7 separate regions of the Mus musculus genome follow, and regions 1, 2, 3, 4, 5 and 6 are each linked to region 7. Evidence: chromatin loops called from intact Hi-C (ENCODE). Cell type or tissue: heart. All regions are shown on one strand.

Region 1 (4,000 bases), 400 kb after region 7:
ATGAAAGTAGGAAAAAATACAAAAGGAAGGAGAGAGAAAAGGGAAAAGAAAGAAAAAAAAAGAGGTTTGAAAGTGAATTACAGTGAGGCCTATGAATACTACCCAGACCGTCTGCAAAGAATGAGCGAGATCCTGTTGACCCTGAGAAGGTCAGAGTTGAACCGCAGAGCAAATGACACGAGCAAACTTTGTCTCCTTTATTGTTTAAGGGAAGAAAACATCCTGTGCCTTTGTACATGTCGTTCAGGACCACAGAGCAAACTGGAAGGATGCATTCCATCTGGCCAATGGTCTAGAATGAACGGCGTTTCTATAGATCTCAAGCCCAGCATCCTGGGGATGGCTTCATGGCCATGAACTCAAGGGGTGCAGCAGTGGCTGAGGTACCTTTTAGATGTACAGAGGCCATGAGATCCAGCATGCCATTGATCTCATGGAAAGGGAATTGGAGGGGGGAGGGGGGCTGGTGTCAGCGTACATTGTGTGCACACAAATAAAGAGGATGTGTTTGCACCTGAGTGTGAAGGACGGACTGGCCCATCACTCACACCAGGTACTCCTTATCCACGTAAACAACATCAGGTCCCTTAACCAAACTCCTTCAAAGCCTATTGCTCAACACTCAGCCCATCCAAGGCACCTACCTGCACAAGGCTGAAGTTTATGGAAATGTCCCCTCTCAAGCTCTTGGGGTTGGGGGTGAGGAGAGATCAGCTTTCTGCTGTTGGTGTTTTAAATTTCTTGCCACCTTTTTTTTGCAGGTGGCGCATGGAGTGATGGAGTGAGTTCTCAGCCAGAAGGGAAAAAAAATCCAAAGGGAAGCCCCAGAGAATACAGCAGCTGAAGAAAAAGCAAAGCAAAGCCTGAAATGTGCTCACAGCAGCCTGAAGCAATTTAAGAGAGAATGGGGAGAGGGCTTGCCGGAGATCTAGGCATGGAAATTATTTCCCCCTTTTAATGCAGATGGAAGAAAATGAGAAAGCTGCACTCCCAAGAGGAAAACCAACCAAAAGGAAAAGTCTCCTAGCATTCCCAGCAAGACGTGCCTGTGTGTGTACAAACAACTTGCAAAGGACCACAGCAACTCTGGATAACGCTGGTGTTTCCTCCTCATCTGCCTTTCAGCTCCTCCTCTTACCAGTCTGCACTACATGCAGAAACCCTCTGTGCATGTCTAAGGTGGTACACACATAGGAACGGTTCATGCAGATGCCACACTCTGCTCTGCACCCTGCTCTCTGAACATCTGGAGTGTTTCCAGTGGCCTGCTATAGCAATACTAAAGTCAATGCTAACATCAGTATCTGGGATATATTTCCAAGGCCCCTTTATATCAGTGAGTTGAGGCTAGAACATAGGACATATCTGTAATGGTCAGTTATCTAGGCCAACTCCTGGAAGAAAATAGGAAGTGTGTTCAGAATCCCCTCATGCAGAATTTTGACCTTTCCAATTCTGAGCATAGCATTGGAGTGGACCTGGCACTCTCTAAGCCTCCTCCAGGAGAGGTGACTTTCAAAGATGCCTTCACTGGGTCATGAAGAAAAGATGATTCATCTTTACAAAACAAAATCAAAATTCCTCTTTCCTCTCCGCAAATGATTTAGGAAACAAAATTGGAGACTTGGAAAGTGTCCATCACAAAGCGGCTAAACCCAGAATGACTGCGGAACCCCGGAGTGGGAGTCCGAGTCGGACATGCCGAGAGCTGGACCACCGTTGTGGCTGGAAATCTGAGTGGGTGTCAGAGAGGAGATGTGAACTTCTGCAACATGCCGAATTGCTAAAAATTCCTGCGACATTTCCTTCCCCCAATAAACTGTCATGCAGCAAAGCTGTTTCTGACAGGATTGAAGTTCCGGGAAAGCAATATGGAGACCTTCACCCCGCAGGTGCACGTGGTTCCCAACGTGGGTCCCTGAGGATGGTCTCCCGCGGCAGTTTAGGTGTGGCTGAGGTTGGCATAGTCAGAAAGGAAAAAAGAAAAAGGAAAAGAGAAGAAAACCAAGCATGCCTTGAGGTGGCAGGAGGGGGAGTGTCTAGCCCAGGCTCGCACCATCAGCCCACGCCCACCCCATCACTCCTCCAAGACAAGGTCATAGGGATACAATGAGGTAAGAGAAAAGGTAGAAACAAAGGAAAATGCACCTTACAATAATTACCTCATTTAATTCCTGAAGAGGGGGCTGGGGGAGAGCATTGTTCCCAGGCTATGAACCACATTCCAGAGAAATCAGAGAATACTGGAAGAAAAAATTCACCCTAATCCCATAATTGAAACAAAGCCATTGTTTCCATGTCGGCACTTCTCCACCCTGACATGATTTGTTATTATTTTCATGAAATTACAGAGTAAGTGGTACAATTTAATAGCCTCTGTTTTAATTTTCATTAATCGTCATATCAGACTCAGTCCCCCCCTGGTTGCTGAATTCTTCAAAATCATCACCTCTAGCACATGACCCAGTCACCTCTGCGCAGTCAGCCTTCCCGGGACAGCCCTTTACAGTGAGCGGCTGCGTTGCTCTCTGCATCCTGTTTCTGCTTTGTTTTAAGTAAAACTACAACTTCGGATTGTTTATTAAGATAAATAGCTCCAGTCGGTAACAGGCAAAGGACTCAGAGAGGAAGTGAGAGCACAGCCATCCTGAGGTGCCCTTGGGAACCTGAGAATGAGAAGCAGTTGGGAGTTCACTGTAATGATAGACCAGAAATCTGTGATGGCTTCGACTTGAGATTTTATGCTGGAGGGGTCAGGGTGACAGTATTCAAGGCACCAGTGTAATTAAAGAAGTGACGATCAAAACTTGGGGTGAGTGCTGGTCCACTTCTATTTTCTCAGTGTCATTATCTATAACTCCTCCCAACCTCACTCTCAGAATGGCCAGTGGAATGGGGTGAAAGAATTTATATATATATACTTGGGATGGACTTGATTCCTTGTCAAGGACAGGCTAACAAGTCTGAAGGATCCTGACTCCTCAAATGAGACTGGATGTGGAGCCCACTGTGAGGCAGCTGCTTCAACTGTGCAGGGTCCTGGAAAGGAAGCTGCAGGATGTGGTCCCCAGCTTGAGTCAGGAGATACAAGGACACCCCAAGCCATCCCTCCCTGCCAGGTACCCTCAAGCTGAAGGCCCAGAGCTCCACATCTGGGGAAGTGGAGGCTCAGGAAACCTGAAGTTTTCCTGAATTTTCAGATGACCCCGGGATTGCAGAAATGCTTTCAACCTGTCACCCATGACTGTGAGTGACATCAAAGGAACATGGTGCTGATGCTCAACTGAGAGTGTCGGAATCCATCCGCGCCAGGTAAATGCAGCAAGCAGACGGCCCGGGAGCAGAGGGAGAAGGCTCTCCTCATCGCTTTCCCTATTGGCATTCGCTTCCAGGAAACCCAGGAAGGCTTTCCATGTAGGTCCATGTCTCAAATTAGACCTTGTGGCACCTGGACAATCTGGAACAGGTTTGTTTGTTTGTTTGTTTGTTTGTTTGTTTGTTGCATGGAGATCAAGTCCAGGAGTTTGGAGAGGATTTATTTCAGAAGTTTGTAAGTTACAAACTTCTGCAATCCCTGATTATGATGCAGGTGACTTCATGATGGAAGCAAAGGACTGAAGCGATTAGAGAAGCTTCCTGTGTTGCATACAGAAAGGCCATCTTTAGGTTGTCAGGGCTACTTCGTTGCTCCGGGGCCACCACTGTCTTCCTTCAGTTCAACTTAGAATGGTCTTTTAGCTTGGGGAATCTGTGCACCAGCCATCCTAGGAGTGAGCAGGAGCCTGGCTGTCTCACCTCCTCCCTGCCTCCGTTTCTAACCCACCCCCAGCCACTTCACCCTCAGAGAAGACCGGGTCATTTACTTCTCAGCAATGAGGATACACACTTTGATATTCCCCAGGATAAAGGACTCTACTGAATACAAGTGATAGGAAATTCTCAGCTCTGACTGACGCTTTGCAAAGATCAGAGTAAACAACCAGAGCGCCAGTCGTGTGGC
Region 2 (4,000 bases), 660 kb after region 7:
TATTGTGGTGGAGATTGGCCCCTAGACGAAAACTACACCTGAGCGAAGGAATGAAGGAGAAAAACTGAAGAGTGGCGTCCCCGACCGGCAGCCATCAGTGTGGTGTTCTCAGTGGCGCGCCTGGCGCTCCAGCAGGCCACTGGGATCATACAGGAATAAGGCGGGTATACATCAGAGGTCAGAGAGAGGTGAATGGAGTGTGGATAACTGAAAGGTCTCCAGCCTCTGCTTTCAGCGGGTCTAAGACCTTGCAGGATCCCAAGCATAGGAGAAGCATACGCTCATGGGCACGGGCAGCTTAGAAGCGCTTCAGTAACCCTCAGGAGCAAAGTGGTGGGGCCTTAAATAGACAACGGCAGAAGGGGGGAAGGAGGTTGGGTTCTGGACATCTTTTCTAAAGAAGGGCTCTCAAAGTTCCTAATAAATGAAAATGTTATCAGTTGTTATGGCTGTACCACAGAACATAGTTCAGGTAATGAACCATTCTCCTATGGAAACACCTTCCACTGACTTGGTCTGTGAGGGATGCTTCTATGGGGAACTCAGGAGCACTGCCCAGGGGTTGCAAGCACAGGTTTTCAGAATACAGTGAACCCTTGTGATGTGTTTATAAAAAGATAAAGAGGTATGAGATATGTTCTATGGGGGTGTGGAGGTATAGGGGAAGGGGGTGTCTCAGTGGGCCCATGCCAAGGCATCCCTTCCCCCTGAGGGACCAGACACACACTGGTATAGTATAGAATAGAGTTTATTCGGAGCATGGGGAGGGGAGTTAAGAGGGTAGTAGAGGCAGAGAAAGGCAGAGAGAGGGAGAGAGTAGAGAAGTAGAGGCTGGCCATGACCATTTGGAGAGAGGGGGGTGAAGGAGCTGGGGAGAGAGGGGGAGCAAGAGGGAGAGGCAAGAGAGGGAGGAGGAGGCAAGCAGCCCCTTTTATAGTGGGCCAGGCAGACCTGGCTGTTGCCAGGTAACTGTAGGGTGGAGTTTAGACCGAATGCTAACACCTTGTCTAAGTTTATTACCTGTTATTCAGAATACCATAAAGTATTTCCCTTACAAAAATTTTAAATCATCTGGGATTTTTTTTAAATCAACATATAAAAAAATTGCATGTTTGTGAAATACCATGTGACATTTCTATACGCAAATATGTTATGTAATGTTCACATGGATGTCAGCTCAGCAGGAATTCTAGACAGAGCTAAGACATTAAGAGATACTCAACTTGTCGCTAGAGGAGTTTGAAAGGTCAAAAGCATTCTTTTAATTCCAGGGTCAAAGTTAGTGCGTGAACCAAGACTCTTGGGGTACTTGAGCAAGAACAGCACATCCTTGGAAACACCCACAAGTCCTGGAGCCAGACCCGGGCCTGACAGGACCTAGCATCCCCAAGGATGCTCTCTGAATAGAACTGGAAGAGGAGAATCCATCACTGCCACCCCTGGGGTTCTCAGGGACCCACAGCACACCAGCAACCCATAGTACTCTCCAAAACTATCCTAACAGTTGGGAGTCCACTGAACTCCTTGGCAATTGATGCAGCGATCTGCAACATATTTCTGTAAAGAGGAGGAGAGAAAATGCTTTTCACTCATACATCTGCTGCGATTTCTCAACTTTGCCGTTGTAGGTTAGACACAGGAAAGGTAACTGGAAAATAAGTGAGCTCCAATGTGTTGAAGTAAAACTTTCTTTATACACACGGAAACTTGATTTTTGTCTCGTTTTCAGCTATTTTCAATCACACGAAAGTATAGAGAGTAAGTCATTAACAGCAGTTACTGCTTTTGCAGGAGGCTCCAGTGGCTCCCAGCACCCACGTCAATCTGTTTGAAACTGTCTGTAACTCTAGTTCCAGGGGATCGAATGCCCTCTTTTGACCTCTGAGAGAACACATATGCATAAATTAAAAATAAATAGATGGTTTTCTAAATTAATTTTTATCTAAAAATCATTTCTGGTCTGGCTACCAAACATAAACTGAATCTGGTTTTCCAGCAGTAGTTTGAGGACCCCTGGGTTGGAAAGGAGAATCCTGCACCCTGCTTCCTTGCTCTTTGGGGTCAGACTAGAAGGCACAAAGAAATGTGAGGCTGAGTGTACCCTGGTAATGACTGTTGTAAATCATTTGTGCTAAGGGCAGGCCACCCATGACTCCGCGGTTCAGCCCAGTAAGCACAGGCAACTCTGTTTCGTGGCTCTTTGCTGCCATCTGCTGGAACATCATTATAATATTATTCAGCTCAGCACCCACCAAAGTTGAAGCCCATCATTTGGAGTTAGTTTTGAGATGCTTCGATTGTTCAATTTAAACTCTGACCCTGGGTCCAGAAAACACAGAAGGAAAATAAGTCAATTCACATGAGTCACAAAATTCACTGAATCAATGGCAGAAACGCCTTCATTCCATGGCTTACAGCAGTCCTCAACCTGTGATCACAACCCTTTTGGCAAACCTCTACCTCCAAAAAAAAAAAATTGTTTTCATTACAATGCATATGGTTGGGGTCATCACAGCATGAGAAACTGTGTTAAATGGTGGCAGTGTTAGGGAGGTTGAGAATGCTGTGCTAGTTTTGGGGTGAGGGGGTCCAAAAGGGCAGGGGAAGAAGGAAGGGAGCAAGGAGTCAATCTGTCCTCAGAGTTATGTGAGCTGTGCTGGAACCAGAGGTGTTCTGCACACGGGTAGTGTTCCCTGCTGCTGAGAAACCCACAATCGTGCTTTAAGCAGATGCTAGCAAGGCAGGGTGATAGGCGCAGCAGCATGTGGAGTAGAGAGGGCAAGTTCGTGGTCACGGTGGTGTCCGAGTCTGCTAACTCTGCAAACATGGCTAGAAAAGTCAAAAGCAAACACTGCGACTCAACTGCACTCACACCTAAATGTAAGCCAGCGCCTGACATCCTCCAGCTTCGGCTCCTCCCGCCCTTAGTGGGAAGTGTGTAGCCAGACGCTGCTGCCTTGTAGGGGCTACATCATAACAGTAGCATAATTCAGATCAGCAGTCCTGTAGCAAGAATGCTGGAGATAAAACAGGAGGTGAAGGGCTGTCAGAGGGAGTTACATGTAACAAGAGCTCCCCAGAGGGTCAGTAGGATCAGACTTCCTGGACCCCACATCAAATGGCCACTGTCAGGAAGAAAGGTCGGGGCTGAGACCAAACAGTATTTACAATGCTATAAAAAGCTGTAGGGCTACTGTCCTTTAAAACCTAACCACTCACTAGGAAATCTGGGAATATGGAAATAGAGGTGCCCTGCCTCCTCTCTGGACATTTCTAGCACTCACAGGCATGAAAGGAGCAGGTCAAGGTCCCACAGCAATGTAGGTGTGACCCCCAGAAGGTCAGAAAGCCTTGGGACTCAGACTCAGACAACCCTGTGTCGGGCCTGGGGTCTGGATAGGGAAGGACAACAAGTGCAAATATCTGACAGCTCTAACACAAAGCTGTCCCAAAGAGGAGCAAGCAGATCCAAGTGCCATGTCACAAGACAGGAGTTGTGGCGCTCAGTAAAGTGACATCATTCATAGCCTCTCATTTCCAAACCATGCTCTCTAGGTGTGAGGCCAGAGACTTGAAAGATAATGACAGAAAGATCAAAAGATTGGTCTGTTCATTATCCCGTGCATAGATGTGACATGAGAAGCCAAGGGTGTCTTTATCTTTCTAACTTTGTATGTATGTCTATGTTTGTGTCTCATAGAAATGTCTGTCTATGTATCTGTGCAAGCCTCCATCTGTAAATAAATGCCTGTGTGCCATGTGTCCCTATGTCTCTGTGTGTCTCTGCACATCTCTATTTCTGTGTGCATCTCTGTCTCTTAAAGGTCACCTGCACGTACCGCCATCTCTTTATGGGCATCTGCGTACACCTCTCTGTGTGCCCATCTGCAGTGGTTTGAATAGGTTTGGTCCCCATAGGTTCGTGTGTTGAATGTGCTTGGCCATAGGGAGTGGCACTATTAGGAAGTGTGGCCTTATTGCGGGAGGTGTGGCCTTGTTG
Region 3 (4,000 bases), 400 kb before region 7:
GTCGATTCTGTACAATTTCCTGGAAGACTGGAATCAAAATGAACTAACCTTTCAATGTTAGGTGAAAGGCCATCCGAAGCTGAGATTTTCTATGTGGGATTTTTTATAAAAGTATAATGTATAATAACAGAGATAGGATTATTTAACATTGTGTGTTTTATTTTAAGTACACACATTTCCTTCAAGGGCTTTGACACTTTAACTTATCAATATATTAAGTTTTTCATAACATTGTCTTATTTTCCTTTGGACATCTGTAGAATCTGCAGGGCTGCCAGCATCCCTCTTCTGTTAGCAGCTGGGCCACTCTTCCCTCCCATCCTTTCCCTTTCTCTTCTTGCTCCTCCCTCTCCTCCAACAATCTGACCACTGGGCTATCAGGGTTTGTTGTTTGTTTGTTTGAGACACAATCTCTCTATGCAGACTTGACTGTCCTGGAACACACTCTGTAGACCAGGATGGCCTTGAACTCACAGAGATCCTCCTGCCTCTGTCTCCTGAGGACTAGGATAAAAGGTGTCCCCCCCCCCCATGCCCTGTGGTTTGTCAATTTTATTGACTGTCTAAAAATTTTTTCCAGGTCATAATTTTTTGTTTTCCTGTCTTCTACTGTAGTAATGTATTATCTTATTTTGCTTCTTCTTTCCCTTCTGTTTCTTCTATATCTAATTTAATGTTCTTTGTCTTGGTTTCTAAAAGGGAAGTTGAAGTCATAGACTGGTCTGAAGTCATGAGAGCATTCTTGCTTTTTAACTTAATTTGGGGTTGTAGATTTCTTTCCAAGATTTGTTTCCCACCCAATTGTGTTATGCTGTGCATTGGCAGTCAGTTCACTGGGCTTCTGTCTCATCTTGCCTGTTGGAAGGCACAGACACTTTTTATTGGGTGTTATACATTATTACTTTTTTTTCTTATTTTGTGGTGACTGTTTTTGTATCCTTGCATATACCTCTGAGCTTGCTGTTGAGCTTCACTCTCATCCTGGCTACAGACAAGATGGCTCTATCTAGGTTCTGCCTGTATGAGTTCTTAGGGAATCAGTTCTCAACCTCTGGGTCGTGACCCACTTTCACAGTGACCCCATTCACAGGGGTCGCATATCAGATATTTACATCATGATCATAACAGTAGCACAATTATAGTTATGAAGTAACAACAACATGAGGAACTGTATTAAAGGGTTAGAGCATTAGGAAGGTTGAGAACCACCGCCTTAGGGGACCTGCGTTTTACTGTAACTACTAACGGCCTTGCCTGAAACGAGGGTTTCTGATGGTTCAGTGACCCTGCTAGTGGCCAGGACCTGCCCTGGCTTTCTGTGTCTCTTTCCCTCCAGTCCTCTCCAGTGGCTCTCCTGGTCATCTCCTCATTTGCATCTATGGATCGTTCTGGGGCTTACAGGAGCTTCTGCATCTCCAGTGCATGCAATGCTCCCTCTGTCCAGGTTCCTAGCCTGGGCTTAGGTGGGCGCTCTGACTTGCGCAGCCATATGCTTCCTCAGTCACACTTTCAAAGGCATGGCCTGGATCCTCTCCGGTCAGTGACGTGGATCAATCACGCGGCTCTTTGTCTGTGCTACTTTTCAAAACTTCTTTCGTCAGCAATTCATTTTCCCCCCTTTTGTTATTTCATATGGGCAGGTCCCGTTAACCTCATCTTGACTATTTCATCTAATTACAGTCTTACAGATAACAGGGGATGTTATTTTTCCTACTGTACAAAGAAGGAGCACTCCACTTGGGTAACTAATTCCTTAGGATCTAGGTCTGGAATGTCGAGGCACCGGTGAAGAACCGGGCTTTGGTCAACTTTTGAGCTAGGGCCGCAGGATCTGTGGCGGCAGCAGTGTCCACTAGGGGGCGGCAGAGGCCCGGCGTGCTCTGGTTCATCCTTGGGCTTTCCCTTTGCTTCCTCCCTCTAATGCTAATTCTTGCAAGTTCCTTACAACCCTGGCGACTTCTAAGCTTATCCCGGTTGCTCCACAGCTTTGCTTCTTGGACTGTGGGATGAGACACTCCTCACAGCTTTTCGTTGCAAGTAAACAGAGAACAGAAGTCACAGCAACTTGGAAATAAAGATGTGCAAAGACTGGCTGGATTTGGACGGTCACTAGTTTTCTGGCTGTCTTCTCTACAGTTTGGCTTTGTTTTCAGACTCTTTTCCCACTTAGTCAACCAGCTGCCTGCTGCTGTTCTAGCCTCACATCAAACAATGCAGAAAAAGTGAGATCTTCTTAGGCCACCCATAAGTCTTGGCTCTACTTGATGGGATCAAATGTGGGGTACACAGGTTTCCTCCAAACCCTGACAACAGCGGCCTACCGAAGCAAGGACTGGCTTGGGTCAAGTATGTTTCGCAGTCAATGTCTGTGCTAAACAGGCTGAGAGTCTGCACTTATCTCAAGCTAGTAAGAGCCGACCTTAGGAGCTGGGGTGCAGGCCAACCCCTTGAAAGCACACCAACGCATGCTGTAAGAGCAGCTGAGGCATGTTGGTAAGCATTTATAGATATTCATAATGGGAGAGTCCACAGGGCCAGGATCAGACCCAAGGCCCTAACAAGTGTTCTCTGTGTGAGCTGCTACCTAAGGGCTCCCTGCAGACTCAAAAGCAGCTCACAGCCACAGAGGGTTTGTAGCTCCTGCCCTGAGAAGCCAGTGAGGTGAGGGCTGGGATCTGACCTATTTATAGTCTGGTTCCTTTGCTGTCTCAGAATAGAGTAACCACCAGGCATAATGCTAAGATTGAGTAAGTATCTAAAGGTCTTCAGAGAACGCACTGCTTACTTAGAAGGGAGGAATGTCAGTAGATACAGCACGGAACTAAGAGAGCCTGTGGGAGCTACGCATGTACATGAGGCTAAAGGTGCACACAGTGACAGCATTTCCTTTAGCTTGTGGAGGCCAATCTGTGCCTTAGAGAGAGCATCTTCATGATTTGATGGATCAGGGAAATGAGCCATGGGAAGAAGGGATGGACCTGGCAGGAGTTGGAGGAAACGGGAACCAAATACCAGTAAACTTAGAAGTCCAGGGCTCATCACTTCCTTTGTCTCCAAAACACATATAGTTTGTTGATGTTACTTGATAGTTTCAAATCCTAACATCCTGAAATGGGATGTGGGGTGGAAAGCACAAACAAAACAAAACAATGAGCCACACCTGCCTCTGATGAAGGTGTTAGATACTCGGTCCCCAGGCACAGGCTGCAGAAGACAGCTGCGGGTGTCAGGTGTGTGCAGGAAAGCTATATCTCCCTCCACATTCCCCGTAACTTGTACACATTGAGTAGGGTTTCAAACCCGGCTGCCTTGGCAGTGAGATGGTTCTTTGGCTCCTCAGCACTCCAGATTTGTGACATCAGAAAGGTAGACTGGTTTTTCTGCTCTTGAAAAAAAAAGAAGGGTTGTTTCTCTAGCTGAGGGAGAGATAGACACATGGGTAGCTGGCATAAGTTTCTACGTTGGCAGGGTGATGAACTTAACAACTGGCTTCTCATGAGAACCCCTGCAGTGCAAATGCGCACCATCCACTACCTGCAGCGATCAGCTCTCCGTGTTTCTTCTGGGCATTGCCTTCTTCTTGGCGCAGCCTTTTATCAGGGACAAGGACTGACCCTCAAGGGGCAAAGCACAGTCAAAGCCACTTGTATTATTTACCTAGACGTTGGCAGGACCACATGTCATTTTTCTGGGGGTGGGGGTGGGGGGAGGAAGGAAGGAAGGAAGAGAGAAAGGAAGGAAGGAAGGGTTTATTTTGGTTCCTGATTTAGAGATTTCAGTCCTCCGGTGTCAGGCCCGATGCACTCGCAGGACATCATGTCAGCAGGACTGTGTGCCTGGAGAACAGCGGGTCATGTTGTGGTGCACCAAGGGGTAGGGAGAATGGGAAGGAGCCATTTATAACCTTCAAACGCTCTTCTACTGAGGGTCTAGTGAATGCCCTTATCAGTCACACCCTTCTAGAGGCCTCAAGCTTTGAAACAAGCGTTTAAAACACAAG
Region 4 (4,000 bases), 590 kb after region 7:
AAATGTGAATCTTAGCACCTTTATCCAAGCTACTGGCTTCATAGATATTGATGATAAATACAGGGGTTTCTTTAGCCTTGAGCTCAGTACAGGTACTATGAAATGACTCTCATGAAAGCCAAGTCCGTCTAGTCTGAGCCCTTAGAAACAGCTGAGAAGAAGAGGGGGTTCCACGGTGTGCAGTCAGAAGGTATCTTGGGACTAACTTCACTTCTATGACCATGGCTTTGAGAAGAGCACTGTCAAACGTCAACAAGATTGTTCTGAGCACCTGTCAGGTGCTGGGAATGGTATAGACCCTTTGTGCACATATTTTTTCTCTTTCTGTGTGTGTGTGTGTGTGTGTGTGTGTGTGTGTGGCCACTCTACATGCATGTTGAGGCCAAACACCAAAAATTGACATAGGTCCCTCCATCACTCTCCATCCTTTTTTTTTAAGGCAGGGTCTCTGTTGAAGGAAATATCTAAAGAGTAGAGCCGGCACGCTCCCACAGTAGTGCCTCTGCCCTGGCAGCCTGGCTGGCCATGCACTGGCCGGCAAAGGCTGACCTGTTTTATCTCCTGGAGATTCTCTGGCCTGGAGCTCCCGAAACGTCTCCACCCAGCTCACTAGGTTCCCACTGTCAGGTTGTTACCACGCCAACCTCGTGCTTCAACCCCCCCCCACAGCCTTTGTGGTGCACATCTGGCAAACCCATGCTTTGCCACTGTACCTCTCTCTCTTGAACCCAGCTGAGCTCCTGCCTAAAAGAAAATGCAACACAGACTTAGTTCAGAAACAATGGTAACTCAATCTCCCCAGACACTAAACACTAAAATTTGATATTTTTAAAGGTTGGACTTATTTGCTCTATAGAGCATGCATATAAACATTGTTATATTGTGATATATATCCAAAAATTGAATGATAATTATCCGGAAACTGACAAGTGATTCAATTATACATTTACTATAGACAGAGAAAAAGTTCACAATACACTGTGAAGTTAAAAGAGGGCAGGGCAGGACTGGAGAGATGACTCAGTGACCAATAACACTGGCTGGTTTTTCAGAGGACCCAGGTTCAATTCCCAGTACCCACATGACAGCTCACAATCCTCTGACGTCATCCCTAGTGTATCTGATGCCCTCTTCCCACCTCTGTGGGCACTAAATGCACATGGCACACAGACATGCATGCAGGAAAAACACCCATACACATAAAATAAAATACTATTAGTTGGTTTCTACTCATTTTTGAATAAATGAAAAAATATAATTATCATTAATTATCACTGTATGCTATTTTTCCAGAATGTTTACATTATTATATTTCTGTGGCATATATATATATTGTTTTATCCAGTTTTAAAGCATTAGCAAAATATATTATTTAAAAATTGAGTGAAATCCACTCTATGTATATTAAATTAAAAGAATTTTTAATTTTTTTTAATCCTGGCTTTTAAAAAAAATGAAATAGTTAATGGGTTTAACAAGGGAGTGCTGCAGTTACCCATGTATGCCATCAGAGGGCGCCAAAACTGGCCGCTGATAATTAGCTGCAGAAATGCTGTAGCTCGATCCCAAGGCATTTCTAGCTTAAAACGGGCAAAAGTTTCTCTGAATAGAGTAAGCGTTTGTTAGTGATATATTTTAGTACACTTTTTCAATGTACAAAAATTTAACAGTACCACTTTCCTAAAGGTGGGATTCTCAAAATTTCTGGAAATATGTAGACGAACACTTAACCCTGACTGTTCGATGATTTAAGTTACAGGGGAAGGTTCCAGACAAACAGTAATAAGGAATGTCTGTGGTGGCCAATTGTGAATGGAACGTACCAGTTTCCAGTGTAGTGCACTCTTCAGAGAAGTCCAAGGTTCCCATGTGCTCGGGGAGGCTGAACCTGACTTATGACCGCCCCTCCCCCCGCCTCGACCCCCCCCCCCCCCGCCCCCATCCCATGACCCTGAGCTGGAATGGAAGGTTCTTCCAAAGAAAGAGTGTGTCAGGCTCAGTATTCCCCATTACTAGGAGTCATCTCTGGGTCATACTTGGTAGATTCCAGGGAGTTTCTCTGCACTTACTTTACACACACACACACACACACACACACACACACACACACACACACACACACTTCCAAGCATCTCTTTCAGTATTTTCCCAGTACAGTGAGTTCCCAAGCAGAAAAGTCCAGGCATGCTGGAAATGCCTCTGGTAACCCACGGCACCTCAACCCCAGTATCTGAAATGAAACTTGAACCCAACTTGCTCCAAATGTCTATATACAAACATGTCTGTGCCTCCCATTCAGACCTTCAGGAAAACCCAGGAGACAGCTTCTCTACTTGTGACTGACTTGTCCCTCAGCCCCCTCCTTACTGTGAGATGATAGCTCTCCAAAAGGGATCCCCCTGCCTCTGGGGTAACCCTTATTCATTGTCCATGCCATGTTCAAGATGTGCTTGTGTTTAATTGCATCTTCTAAGAAAAATTTAAATTCTGGTATTATATAAAAGATTCTTCTTCATGTAATATCCTTTGCCTGCTCAGAATAGTTTCTACTTCAACTAACCTCCCCAAAGTCCCTCTCTCTCTATCCCTGTCTGTCTCTTTGTGTATGTGTATGCATGTGTATATGTGTGTATGTATATGTATGTGCTTTAAATTTTATTTTAAGTGTATGAGTGTTCTCTGACCTCCTGAATCCTTCTGCATGTATGTCTGTGTATCATAGCCATGCCTGGTCCATCTAGGACCTCTTATAGGGCACTGGACCATCTAGAACTGGTGTCACAAATGGTCATATGTTTTCCTGTATTATCTTACCACCGCACAAGGAGAACTCTTCTTTAAAATTTTTATTTTCATTATTATTTTACTTTACATGTAATGATGGTTCACTTTCATGTGTGTTTGTGCACCGTGTGTGAACCTGGCACCCATGAAGATCACAGAGGATGGCAGATTCCTGGAGTTACAGATAATTGTGAACTACCATGCTGGTGGTAGGAATTGGACCTAGGTTTGATTACTGGGACCCAGTGGTAGGAAAATAGAACTTACCCCTTTAGGTTGCCCTCTGATCTCTAGTAGTGCACTGTGGATTTGCGGATTTGTGCAGTATGTATGTGAGGGTTGAGAGTTGGAGAGATAGCTCAGTGCACAAAGAACTTGCCCAACAATCCAGAGGAACTGCGCTCAGATCTCTATTGACCAAGTAAAGGCAGATGCAATAGTTTGTCTGCAGTCTCAGTAATGTTATAATGAGTTGAGATGCAGAGACAGGCAAATTCTCCAAATTTTGAGACTCTCTCAAATAGAGGCAAGAAGAGAACCAACACTCAAGGTTGTTTGCTGACCTCCACATCCTTTATAGCACACACTCACCCATATGCATATTCATGAGCAAGCACACACATACCTGCATAGATGACAGAGTTGGGAGGCAGATTTGTTTGTATGTGTGTATGTGTAATATATATGTGTGTGCTATATATCATATATATGTATATATGTGAGATATATATTTTATATATATTTCTTTTAAAAACTTTAGTGAGACTAATCCATGCTAAGCTGCTGAATTGCTTGTTACCCTTTACCCTCTTAAAGGACAATGGGAACTTATCTTCTTAGGAGATGGCATGTCTACATAAGAGTAACACACATAGTGCTTTAAAGTATAAAGTCATATCTCCATAACTGCCTCATTCCCACCCCATATCACCAAGCATGCTCCTTGGCCCTTCTTTTGACGGGGGATGAGGAGTTGGTAAAGTGCTTTCTTTATAAACGTGAGGGCCTGGGGTCATATTAACAACCTCAGGCAGATCCTTGGAGCCTGTTCATCAGCCAGCCCTAACCTACACAGCAAGTTCCAGGTCAGTGAAAGGCTCTATCTCAAAAGAAGCAAACAGAATCTCTCTTTTCTTCCCAGCCTGTTTTCTTGGTGATAAATGTTTCTCTCCATGCCCCCCCCCCATTTCCTTTATTTCAATTTTGCTTTTGTTTT
Region 5 (4,000 bases), 200 kb before region 7:
GTACAAAGCTGCAAGTATTGAGAAACCCCAAATTATTTTCTTTTTAATTTTTATTGTACATCTTTATTTCGCATGACACTATGCTATACAGGATCATCTCCATATGAATATATATTGCACTCTGAGTATATTCTTCTCTCTACTCAACAACTTTTTCCTCTCCTCCTAAGTCTCTAGATAGTTTTGATTCTATTTTCATGTCATATATATGTATGCATAAATATAGTCATATATTTACAAATATAAGTCATATGTATGTATAACATTTATGCAACACACACATATATAAAATACAGGAACCACACATGAGAAAAATCATATTTGGCTTAGACTGGTTTAGTTTGCTTAACACAATTATGTCCAACCCATCCATTTTCTTGGAAACAACAAAGTTGCTTTTTCTTTATGGCTAAAACAGTCTATCATTTATCCATCACAGACTTTCTCTAACTGTTCTTCTGTTGACTGCAGATATCTCTATGATATGCTGACTTGCAGTCCATACTTGGAGTAAACACCCAGGAGTGCTATAACTAGGTCACACGGCAGACCGACTTCTACTTTCCCGAGACGCCTCCACACTGATTCCTTACCTGCAGTACATAAGAGTTCCCTTCTGGGCATCTTCTCCAGCATCTGTTACAGTTTTTTGTTTCATTTTGCTTTTTGTTGTTGTCGTTTATGACTGACATTCTGTCTGGCTTGAGAAGGAATCTCACAGTGTAGTTTTAACTGAGAGACCTCTGAGGGCTAGTGAGTTTGAATATCCTACTATGTGCTTACTGAGAGACCTTTAATGGCTAGTGAGTTTGAACATCCTACTATGTGCTTACTGAGAGACTTCTGAGGGCTGGTGAGTTTGAAATCCTACTATGTGCTTACTGAGAGACCTCTGAGGGCTAGTGAGTTTGAATATCCTACTATGTGCTTACTGAGAGACCTTTGATGGCTAGTGAGTTTGAACATCCTACTATGTGCTTACTGAGAGACCTCTGAGGGCTGGTGAGTTTGAACTTGTTACTATGTATTTGTGTCCTCTTTTGAGAACTGCTCATCCCATTGAACTTGTTGCTGGCCCTTTGTTTCCTCTTTGGAAAATTGCTCATTCCACTAGTCTACTTACTGACTGGATTCTTTGATATCGTATTTCATTTTCCTGTGAGCTTTTGTTGCTTTGACTTTTTGATTGTCATTAAAGTTGTTGTTTGTATATTCCAGGCATCTATCCTCTGTCAGACACACAACTGGCAAAGATTTTCTTCTTCCTGTATCATTTTCCCAATTAACTGTTTCCATTGGGTTTGGAAGCTTTTTAGCCACCGGAGACCCCACTTGTCAGCTGTTGATGTTATTTTATGACTGCCTGCAAATGTTGAGAGCCCTCAGCAGTTGAGAGCACCTGTGTATGCCAATGTCTCCAACTATATTCTACACTTCTTTTCTCTAACACTTTCAGAATTCCAGATCTTATATTGGGGTCTTTAATTCTTTTAGAGGTAAGTTTTTATAAAGAGAGATGTGGATCTTCTACCTGTGGACATCCAGTGTTCTCAGCATCATTCGTGGAAAAGCCCATGTTTTCTTCAGTATTTTAGCAGCATCTTTGAAAAAAAAATGGTTGGCTGCAGCTGTGTGGGTTCAGACAGGACTCTATTCTACTCTATTTTATAGATCTGTGAGTCTTTTGTTCCAGAAGAATGCTCTTTAAAAATCTATATTACTGCTCAGTACTAAAAATTGAAATCAGAAATTATGATGTCTTCAGCATTGTTTTTTTCTTGGGATTGCTCTGGCTATCTGAGGTCTTTTGTGCTTCCATATGAATGTTTAGATTATTTTGAGAGAAATGGCTTTGTGATTTTGATGGGGATTGAGTTGGATTGGAGATTTTGTTTGATAATGTAGCTATTTTACAGTCTTTATTCCATCTTCTAGTGTGTTCAATGTTGCAAGTTTCCACTCTGTGATCTTTCTCATATTTATGTTTACTTCATGGTTTTTAGATTTTTATTTTGAGGCAACTGTCCATGGATTTATTTCTCCACTCTTTCCCCAAACCTGTAGAAACTCAAACGTTAAAAAAAAAAAAAAGTCATTTCTAGCCCAGGGGGCGCCAAACACCAGCTCACCCTGCCTGCCTTGGCTATTGCAACTGATAAGCTCTGCTGTTCTTTCCCTTTCAGGACAGAAACTCCAAAACTTCCCTGAGTACTCTGGAATATGAGAATTTTTGAATATAACTTTTTAATATGCTATAACAATGTCATTTGTGACTTCATTAACCACGGTGCTATTGGAGTGCTGAGAACAATGTGCTAAGACTTAAGACACTTTGGAATAGAATCTGGTGCAATAAATGATCACAAAGGGGAGATAGACTTGATATGACATTATCAAATCAATATGTTTCAAAATATTAGAGACAATAAGTAGGAGACAAGACCTAGCATGAGTATACCATCTGGCTTACTGAATAGACTAGTGCATCAGCATTCATTTCTAGGTTACAATATGCAAATAACATATTGATAAATACCACACAGTTTCCCCACCCTCTTAGTGACACTGACCCATAAGATGATTGGTCTACATCAGGCTTCATTTCAATTAGGGAATAAATGGGTGGAAGGGTGGCTGCTGAGCACACTGGGTGGGGGAAGCATTCTCTATTCGCCACTTTATTCATCAATTACTGCTGCTTCCATCTAGGTTTTGAGAAGTTAGTCTGAAGGAGGATTTCCTGCAGAGCTTGTTAAGACACACTTACAAGATGCACTGTAGCACTGTAGCACTGCACATAGGAGGGGCTCAGAGAATGCCAACTGCTATTCTGGTGCTGATAGCTTGCTTTGTATCAACACCAGTGCCTTGCCTGAGTTTCCCATAAAAGACAAAAAATTAATCAAGTGAAAAAAATCACCCAATAAACTTTTCAGATTGCAGGCAGTTGGTTGTGTGTAAAGAACCCATCTTGGTATTTTGGGATTTGGACATAGAACCTTAGGCTGTCTTTAAACAGCTGCATCCTGCCCACTTAGTAATTCTTTAGAAAAAAAAATACCAAGAATTACTGGATGCCATAAAACTGATTGTGTATTGAACTAATTTGAACATTGGCTCACTTGTTCACATCTGCAGAGCTAGTGTTCTGTTAGGTGACCAAACTGTTTATCACACAAACCCCAGCCACACCCTGTCACTAGCCCATGATTTTATATGTGAGATGGATCTGACACTGAATCTGAGACATGCTCTCAGAACAGGACCTCTGCCCTAGATTCCTTGAATGGTGCAGAGAGAGTCAGATGTTAGACTCCCATCTCCGTTTCATTATCTGTCTAATGAAGGGGACCAAGTACATCTTTGTGCTGTCTGTGTTTAATAAATATGGAGAACATTTACTACATCATGGGAATGGAGTCCACAAAGTCTTAATGAAAATAAAGTGCATAACAGGAAAAGAAGGTGCAATATATTTTGGGCTCTCGTGTGGTCATGAGGATAGATCCTTCCCGAGAGAGCATAACAGAGGACCATTTTAGTTGCAGATGTGGAATGAATGTAGCTTCTAGCTACATATTTTCTCTGGCTTTGACCATGTGAAACACAGATGTTTAACAAATCATCTTTCTATTAAGGCTGTGATAACCCAGCATAGTTTGAAAATGGTCCCATGTTTTCAATTAGATTGTTTCCAGTGTAGAATGTTGTGGACAGAACTGGCTTTAGAAGGTGGTTTCTAACTTATTTTCCCAGAGTACCCAATCCAGTAGCCTCTTGAAACCAGGAGGCAGTAGAACGCTCACTGCGTGTGAGAGTCTCCTCACACAGGACAAATGAGGAGATGTGGTATGGATGATTCCAGGAAAGCAGAGCATCCAGGGGCAAGTTCAAAGGAACCTGCCAAAGCTGTGTCCTCCAGGTCCAGTTACAAAGCGCCTGCGTTAGCTCAGCTACCTCTATGGTCCACAGGAGTATGGGGGACTGCAGAGAAAATGAG
Region 6 (4,000 bases), 270 kb after region 7:
TGTCATATGAATCGAATCCTCCTTTTCTGCAGGAGGAAACAGAGACTCATATGCACCTGGGGAGTCCCCCTCCCCCATTGCCAGACCCCTACTCCCTTCTAGCATCCTCACCTTCAAACTGGAAAGAAACATGACTGTATTCTTTTGGATGGCTCACTGGGGGATTTTTATACTGGCCCTATGCTTATTAAAGTGGGATTTTTACTACAGAACTATTGAAAATGAAAGCTTAGAGAAGTAACTATTTCCCCCTTGAATGTTAGAAGGCCAATCTGCTTTAAAGGAAACCATTAGGGGTGGGTCAGCTAGTGGACCACTTAGAGACTATGAATGGTCTAGGTTCATGCTCTCCATCCCCTTGGATAAGGAAAGTGGTTATTCAGATAGTGTGGAGCCCCAGGGCCTGAGAGTCACACATCAGCATCTGGACATGCCTCTAAAACAAGTTCCTGTGCTCTTCTAGTTGTTAAAGCCACAGGATAGAAGTTTGCAGAAGAAATGTGTCTTCTTCTGAAGTCCCTCTATTGTTCATCCAGCCAAGTGGGCCCAGATAGAGCCGGCTGCAAGTAATGATGATTGGAAGTAGAGGATGAGGGACAGGTGCAGGTAGGGGGATGGGTGCAGGTAGGGGAATGGGTACAAGTGAGGAACACTAAAGGGGAGGATGGGTGCAGGTGGAGGGATGGTTATAAGTAGAGGATAGCTTCAAGAGGGGTGTGCCTGAAGACGGAGTGACTGCAAGTAGAACAGGTATGGATTAGGAATAGCTGAAGATGGGGTGGCCCTGGGGTGCTCAAGCAAGTATCCTCATATCCATGCATATGTCCTTGCTCCCCACTTTTCTGATTCAGGAAGCCCTTGGATTTTTTATGTGCTGAGGTGGTGAAACCTCCCTGACACACTCATGATCACTGTGACATGCCCCTGAGCTGTTTGTGAAGAATAACATTACAAAGGGCTGAACACCATAGGCAAGCCAAGGGAGGAAGGATCGTTCAACTCCAACATCTCTGGACTTCCTATGATCTGTCTAGCCACCCTTGGATCTCCAGGCATCGCAGTTTTCAAAGCAGGGTGTTGATGGTCCAGCCTAGCTTGGCCACAGGTCTGCCTCATCCCCATCACTCCCTCTCAAGGAGGTGAGCCTGCTCCAAGGGCCTGATCATCCACCTTGGGTTTAAGTTACCAAGACGTAGGAGAGGACTAAGAACTTGGGGGACAGAGGCAAGAAAAAAACCTCTCTTAAATGTGACACTTCTCAAGAGGGGAAGCTAGCCTTAGGGTCCACTGGGAAGCCACCCAGGAGTGATCTGGAAGGGTGGACCTGTCAGTCAATGCAAATCCCTCTCCACTGACCAGGCTGGGCCTCCCTACTCCCCTTAACTAAACCTACAATTTTAATGGAGCTAAAATTACAACCCCCAAAATGTCCACCACCAAAATTTAGGCTGTTGCTTTAAAATATTTTTTCCTAGAGAGATGAGTCTAGTTAAAGGTGTACTTCATACATTACCTAAGGGGAAGTTTAAAGGTCTCTCCAGTTCTTAGCAAAGTGCTATGTGAACAACAGGACATGTAATGACCTATTGCCTGTGTCTAGGGACGCATCACCCTTGGCCTTATGCAGTCAGTCAGCATTTCTGAGGAAACCTGACCCTCGTTGTGGTCAGTCCCATCTCCTTCCCACACTGGAATTTTATTAGGCAAAGTTGCAGAGTCTTTTTCTACAATTGTTTTCTTGATAAACACCCCGTGTACAGCATGTGGACTTTCTGTAGTTTCATTGCACCAGAGTTTGCTCCTGAGAAAACACTGCTATAGGGGGAGCCCAAAAAACGAAGCTGGAAATAACTGGGGAGTGAATCAGGAGCTGGTGTGACTCTTACTCCTTGAATTCCAGGAAAGTGGGGATGTGGCACAGCCCTGTGTGGAGCAGGCGCCTGGCAGCCCGCCCAGCACACAATGGGCCTGTGATAGCATCATTGGCTCCCTTGGAGAGAGGACAATGGAAGCCAACAGCCACGCAGGCCCCAAGTCGGAGCCATCACAGTCAACAGGACAGGCGCAGGCACCCACTCCCTCACCCGGAACAAGGATTCAAAATAGGACCTGGCCAGGAGGCCCAAAAAGCAGGCCCCAGTTTTGTCAGAAGACTTGCCAAATGAGCACCAAAGCAACTGGGCTGTCCTCTGCAGAAGTGATCCTGGGCCCTGGGAGAAAGCCATAGCTAGGAGCAGCAAGGAACTCTGGGAAGAAACCGAGACCTGGAGGCTGGGGCTTTGTCTCTGCTTCTGCTTCTTCTGCTTCTTACTCAGTGCATCATGAGACAGGAGTTGGGAAGGGTGGGGATGCTATATCCACTTCCCTCTCCTGACTGGGTGAGCAAACCCTAAGCCTATGTGCAGTGGTGAGAACATGAAGACTGTGAGTACTTTGATGATAGCCGTGGATGGATAAGGTGTTGCATGAAGGGACCCACAGGCTCCAACAAGCTGGGGTTTCCTGATGCTAAGTCCTCCTTGGGAGGTCAGGCAAACTCAGCCATGATGTGTAACATGTGCCTCATGTTCTCCTGGACAACATAGTCTTCAAGGCAGGGCCAAACTCATCCATGCCATGTTTTGAATAGCACACATTTGCATAAAGGCCCAGTGGTGTTCCAGGGTGATCCTGGGGTGTGTAGAGCTGGATCTGAGCATTGATAGGCCCAGAGGATGAGACTAAGAGCCAAGGTGGGGCTGCCAGGAGAGGCTCTATAGGAGCAGTGCCATGTGGGTGAGCACTATGGGACTATCAGCGTATGGGGTACAGAATGACTTGATTTTCCAAAATCCTCATAAACTGACTTGGGCTTTGTCCTGTATTTTTATGGATCTAACAAGCTTAAGGACAGCATATTGGGAGATCAGCTTATTGCTAGGACTAGAATTCCAGGTAGTTAGAGGCTTGCCTGCCATGGGCCATGAGAGCAAGAATGGGGTAAACAGATGGTAGGTTGTATAACCTGACAGATAATGTCTTACCACCTCCGCATATCAGTTTTCTTAGGTTTTCAAATATAATCAATGTATATCCCTACGTCGGCCCCAAATGGCATAAGTATGTTGCCACATGAGGTCTGTGAACTTGGACCTGCAGGGCATTGAACTGGACAGACTCATAATACTGAAGATGGCCCTGTGTTTTACTCCAAAGGATACTGGAGCTCAGAACTGTTAGGCATTTTAGCTGTTTCTAAGCCAGACCAGCCCCATCTTTTTGCAGAATAAACAGAGAGTTTAGAGCGTGTATCTTCAGGTGTCAGAGGCTCTCTGTGATGGTAGACAACAGCTCTATACCCTCAAGCCATAGTTCAGTACAACTAACAGGATAGAGGGTCCTGTGTGCTCCAACCTGATAGTCATTAAATTCCAGGCATAAAGTACATGATACCTATTTTACATATACATTATCTAAGGTTCAAAAATCACGATAAATTGAAAAGCTTATAGCTGGTTACAAAAGTTTATATATGAGTCAATTCTATTTCCTTGACCAATGAGCCTATGTTTATGCCTTTATAAAAATACTGTGACTCTGTAGTACAGCTTGATCTGGGATGGTGACATCTCCCAACAGTTGTTCTTGTTGTTGCTGTTGTTGTTGTTGCTGTTGTTGTTGTGGATTGTTTCAGCTATAATGGGTCTCTGGTATTTCCAAATGAAACTTAAGATTTTTGTTTTCAGTTTCTGTGAAGAAATGCATTGAAATTTTCATAAGGACTGCATTGAATCTGTAGATTTCTTTTATTAGGACAGCCATTTTTACAAAATTAACCCTACCGATCCATGAGCATGGGAGATCTTAATTTCTTTGTCTTGTGTCTTACATTTTTTATTGTACTTTTTTGGTACAATACTTCTTTGGTTTTATTTATTCCCAGACAGACAGACAGACAGACAGACAGACATATAGTAGGTTAATGTGAATGGTATAACTTTCTTAATGTCTTTCTTATTGT
Region 7 (4,000 bases):
GTGAAACCATGTCATTGGCAAGGGAACATACGTTCAATCTCATAAAAAATGAGCATTGCCTGTTTCCGCTCATATGCGGAATATAGGGAAAAGAAGAAAAGGAAGCCACGACACTACAGGGCATGCGGAAGAAGGAGGAGGAAGTGAGGAGAAGAAGAGGGGATAAAACTAATAGGAAGGTGAATATCATCAAGGCCTATTACATGCACACATGCAAGTGTCTGTCCTCAAGATGCATTACATGCATGCATGCAAGTATCACGATGCAACTGCTTGCTGTGCACTATTGCTGTCTTTTTTTAAAAGACCATAATAATATTGCTTTCAGAAAGAGACAACAGAAGTTATCTTAGCAGTTACACTGCAAATGAGGACTGTGCCCTGAGAAGCCAACCTGGGAAGGCTAGCCAGTGAACTTTGCAGGGAGCTGCCAAGCAGAGGGGTAAGGGGCAGATGCTTGCACCAGGGACCCAGAGGCTGGCCGTGCAGACATGCCTGTTTTGTAACTCTAAAGTCAGCCTCCAGGCTCCCATCTTGATTTCTGGATAGTCTACACCACAAGCCAAGGAGTAGTGGCCAAGGGATAGTGACCAATGAGCAGCAGCCTCCCCCCCACCCCCACCCCCCATTGTTCCCTTGCTGTGTGGAGGAGACCTGCAGACTTGACAGAGACGTGAGCTGCCTGTGTGCCTTCCCTGAAACAAGGCTTCCCACAGAGGAACTGGGTGAAACCGAGCAGAGATTGTTGCATAAACAAAGGTAGCCCCAAGCTTGGGAGATACTTCTTTGGTTGAGCATAGAGAAAATTCAAAAGGCTTATGACCAACCCCCACGACCCCACCCCACCCCGCATCTCTTTCTTTGTGGAGTCTTCTAAAGTGGACATGGTTTTAAATAAAAATCATTCACCAAGTGTAAAATCGTAGAGTTTTCTTTTTTCTTTTTTAAAATCTAAAATCCAGGTCCTTGGCCACCCTATTTGAATCCTAAGCGCTTACTGCGGTGGCTCCACTCACTGGCGTTTTATGTTTTATGTGACTTATGTTAGATGGCTGGCTTTTATGTTGCTCAACATCTCCTTCTTTCCCTACCCCGGGATTTTTTTCTCTTAAATATTTCGAACTCTTAGTGCATGCCTAGCTCATCGTAGGAGGACCTACTGAACGTATTTTAGTGAATGCTTGTTGGAGGGTAGGGACAGATGTGGCCCGCATCGGCTTCTGTTCTGGAGCCTCAGTCTGCCAGAGTCTTTGTTGGCCTCTGCTTTGCTCTTAGCCTGCACAGGACACCCCTCCCCCCACCCTCACTCCTTGGCTGTGAGTGGGTCCCTCTCTCCCGATTTCATAGCAAACACCAAGAGATCTGGACACCTACCTGCTTTGGACAAACTTACAGGAGAGGTTTGCCTTGCCTCAGAGATGTACTGAATGGGAGCATCAGACAAGTTTTTGTGCTCAGAGCTTTTGCCTAGGAGCATCTGGTCTTTTTTTTTTTTTTTTTTTTTTTTTTTTTTTTTTTACTGTTTTACTGTTTTACAGGCATCAGGTATCCCAAGCGCTTGATCTCGGATTACTGGAGCATGGGAGATAAGACCACCAGAGGGCGCCGGAGCCTAGCCTCTGCCGATCCTGCAGTACAACAGGGCCAGCAAGTTCAGAGTTTAGCATACTGAACGCTCAGGATAGCGCAAAAGCCGGTAGAAATGGATGGCTGCCTTCTCTGAAATGCTACTTTTTAAACACAGGGACCAGGTCGGCGCGGTTCCAGATTTGAAGCTGAGTCCCTAAAGTGTGTCTGACAAATGAATGGATGCAAAGTGCTTAGCGGAATTGTTTAAGATACTCTCATGGCTGGAACATTTTCCTCTTGACCTTCTCCACCCTTCTTTAGTCCCTAGGTGGAGCCCCAGGCCCAAAGGTCCTGGCCACTGCTTCACAAATATGATTCCCAGATTGCCCTGAGACAGAGGCAAGTCTCTGTTGTGCACTCCCTTGGGTGAACATGATAACAGAATCCAAATCGCTAATTGGCTATGTGGGAAAAGTGGTCGAAGCATGGCCAACACTGCCTGTGGCAGTGGAAGGTCCAAAGGACGCTGCCCAAAGCCTCTAGCCCTCCAAGATTCAGTCTGCCCCCTCCCCCGTGTCTCCCCACACCCGGGTTGGGGTTGTTTTGGTTGACCAGAGTGGAACACAACGATCTATTGGCAGGGCTGAACACCAATGGGTCTATTTGTAAAGCGCCAATGACCACTTTCTGAAGCAGGGTTTTAGGGAGCGGGGCCTTAGGGAACTCTTTGGTCCTTTTTAGAACACTGGACTTTCTTCTGGAAAGGCAGGAAACACTGAAGTTTAAGAAGTTGTTTCCAGCTTCCATTAACTGAACACACATTAAAACCAAGCACAGAGAATCAGGACGTTTCGCGGGAGTGAGACCCAGTCATTTCTCCTCCGTTTCCATTCTGCAGGGTGAGAGTTGTAATCACCCACCCACTATTCGTACCATCCACCCACCCCCAGTCGAGAGAATAGGGGTACAGAGGGGAGGTGGCAAAGAAAATTCACGATACTGAGTATCTCTGGGAGACCTGTTTGGTCTCTTTGCTCGGTAGCGCAGCCCTACGTTAGAATGCATCTTCCCGGGAATGACTGTAGTGAGACTTTGGCTGGGAATCCAAGTTATTCTAACTGTAGATTGGTCCACGTTGCCCTAAGCCTAGCAGTCCACTGCGGCACAGACACCCTGGACATGAGGTGGGTCAGCTTAAGTTCCTGGCACGAAAGAAAGGGTACTCTGGCAACTTTTGGATGCGGCGAAACAGACTGTTTCGTCTCTCAGGTTCTTATTTCACGGCTTGTGCCTTTGACAGCCCCTTAGTTTCTCTATCTGCAGGATGGGAGCATTAAGCTCTACGACCCAGCCTCTTTACAATTCAGGTCCAAAGAGCCCGCCCAAGTTGGGGACTGGGAAGATCAAAGGTCTCAGCACCCAGCGGAGCCGCGGACACTGAGGGCGCCAAGAAGGGGGTGGGTAGGTAGGGAACTGGAAGGGCGGCTGCTCCGCAGGGGATGCGCGTCAGAGACCCCAGCCACACTCCAGGCCCGCCCCTTGATGAGCCCCGCCCCGCCCCGCCTGGTTTTCGCCTCTAAAGCGCCCAGCGCTCGCCTCCCGCTGCCGCACTTTCACTCTCGGTCCACCTCGGTGTCCTCTTGCTGTCCAGCTCTGCAGCCTCCGGCGCGCCCTCCCGCCCACGCCATGGACGCCAAGGTCGTCGCCGTGCTGGCCCTGGTGCTGGCCGCGCTCTGCATCAGTGACGGTGAGTGCAATCCGCGGCCGGGCCCGGGAAAGGCTCGCAGCTCTGCGCCGGAGCTCCTTCGGGTCCGCGGTTCCTCTGCCCGCGCCGAAGTCGCGGAGAAAGAACTCGGTCGGCGCCGTTCACTACAAGCGAACTTGGGGCAGTCCACTTTGCAGGGCGCACTCCCACCGGGTGCCCTTTCCCGTGTCCCACGGGTCGCACCGAGGTTTTGTGCTCTGCGAAGTGCGGCCATAGGACCTAGAGAGGGCTGCAGGGGAGGACCCGCAGGATTGTTGGGCAAGAGTGGGTTCGGCGCGGAATGGAAGCGTGGGCGATTGTGTCCGGGGCTTGGGCCCCGGAGCGCGCCAGCTGCACTCAGCTAGTGTCTACCGGCGCCCAGATGTTTCCAGAGGCGAAGGGCAGCGCGGTCCCGGAGTTGACCGTGCAAGAGGTTCACTCGGGTGGTGCGTGTGTCAGCAAACTCTCAAAGACCGGTCAAGTAGCTCGAAGTGCATGGCTTGGCTATAGGTTCAGTGGTGAGGCTGAGTTTCGTCCCCTGCGGGTGTAGCGTGTTCTCTTACAGCACCCTCGAGGGGCTCAGGGCCACCAGCAGCGCAGCGCAGCTCTTGAACTCGCGCTGCCAGCCAGGGCCGCGCTTCTGCACAGTTCGTTGGTCCGTAGCGACGCGGACCTGAGCACGCGTCT

The links. A loop is a pair of places that touch in the nucleus more often than their neighbours do. Peaks named below come from ENCODE experiments on the same cell type or tissue, not always from the same donor. Only the 100,000 strongest peaks of a DNase experiment are listed, where the experiment ranks them.
Region 1: it touches region 7 in a loop (2.5-fold over the local background); 6 of 42 quality-filtered maps call a loop at or near these places.
Region 2: a loop joins it to region 7, with 6 times the contacts of the local background. A loop is called at or near these places in 40 of 42 quality-filtered maps.
Region 3: it touches region 7 in a loop (6-fold over the local background); 14 of 42 quality-filtered maps call a loop at or near these places.
Region 4: a loop joins it to region 7, with 7 times the contacts of the local background. A loop is called at or near these places in 9 of 42 quality-filtered maps.
Region 5: a loop joins it to region 7, with 4 times the contacts of the local background. A loop is called at or near these places in 12 of 42 quality-filtered maps.
Region 6: a loop joins it to region 7, with 2.8 times the contacts of the local background. A loop is called at or near these places in 12 of 42 quality-filtered maps.

Annotation. Positions count from the first base shown.
Region 1 is chr6:117,570,354-117,574,353 of GRCm38, forward strand. It overlaps Gm9946 (predicted gene 9946), which reads left to right. Exons shown (of 3, transcript NR_168036.1): 3 at 762-1,976. Among named protein-coding and RNA genes, the nearest start is that of Gm9946, 13 kb to the left of the region's middle. In heart, no CTCF peak of the experiment used is centred here; no DNase peak of the experiment used is centred here; H3K4me3 peaks cover 199 bases; H3K27ac peaks cover 625 bases; H3K27me3 peaks cover 394 bases.
Region 2 is chr6:117,823,392-117,827,391 of GRCm38, forward strand. No RefSeq gene overlaps it. Among named protein-coding and RNA genes, the nearest start is that of Zfp637, 16 kb to the right of the region's middle. In heart, a CTCF peak has its summit at 2,226 (motif pointing left); no DNase peak of the experiment used is centred here; H3K27me3 peaks cover 2,201 bases.
Region 3 is chr6:116,766,045-116,770,044 of GRCm38, forward strand. No RefSeq gene overlaps it. Among named protein-coding and RNA genes, the nearest start is that of Gm36788, 7.2 kb to the right of the region's middle. In heart, no CTCF peak of the experiment used is centred here; a DNase peak (open chromatin) is centred at 1,957; H3K27ac peaks cover 924 bases.
Region 4 is chr6:117,757,191-117,761,190 of GRCm38, forward strand. No RefSeq gene overlaps it. Among named protein-coding and RNA genes, the nearest start is that of 1700030F04Rik, 7.4 kb to the left of the region's middle. In heart, a CTCF peak has its summit at 1,508 (motif pointing right); no DNase peak of the experiment used is centred here.
Region 5 is chr6:116,964,519-116,968,518 of GRCm38, forward strand. No RefSeq gene overlaps it. Among named protein-coding and RNA genes, the nearest start is that of Gm36873, 170 kb to the left of the region's middle. In heart, a CTCF peak has its summit at 2,124; no DNase peak of the experiment used is centred here.
Region 6 is chr6:117,436,000-117,439,999 of GRCm38, forward strand. No RefSeq gene overlaps it. Among named protein-coding and RNA genes, the nearest start is that of 6820426E19Rik, 57 kb to the right of the region's middle. In heart, a CTCF peak has its summit at 1,836; a DNase peak (open chromatin) is centred at 1,992.
Region 7 is chr6:117,165,401-117,169,400 of GRCm38, forward strand. Cxcl12 (chemokine (C-X-C motif) ligand 12) reads left to right here and starts at 3,135. Exons shown (of 3, transcript NM_021704.3): 1 at 3,135-3,316. The coding sequence starts at 3,256. In heart, CTCF peaks have their summits at 1,618 (motif pointing right) and 1,841; DNase peaks (open chromatin) are centred at 1,641, 2,031 and 3,111; H3K4me3 peaks cover 2,374 bases; H3K27ac peaks cover 1,316 bases; H3K27me3 peaks cover 1,414 bases.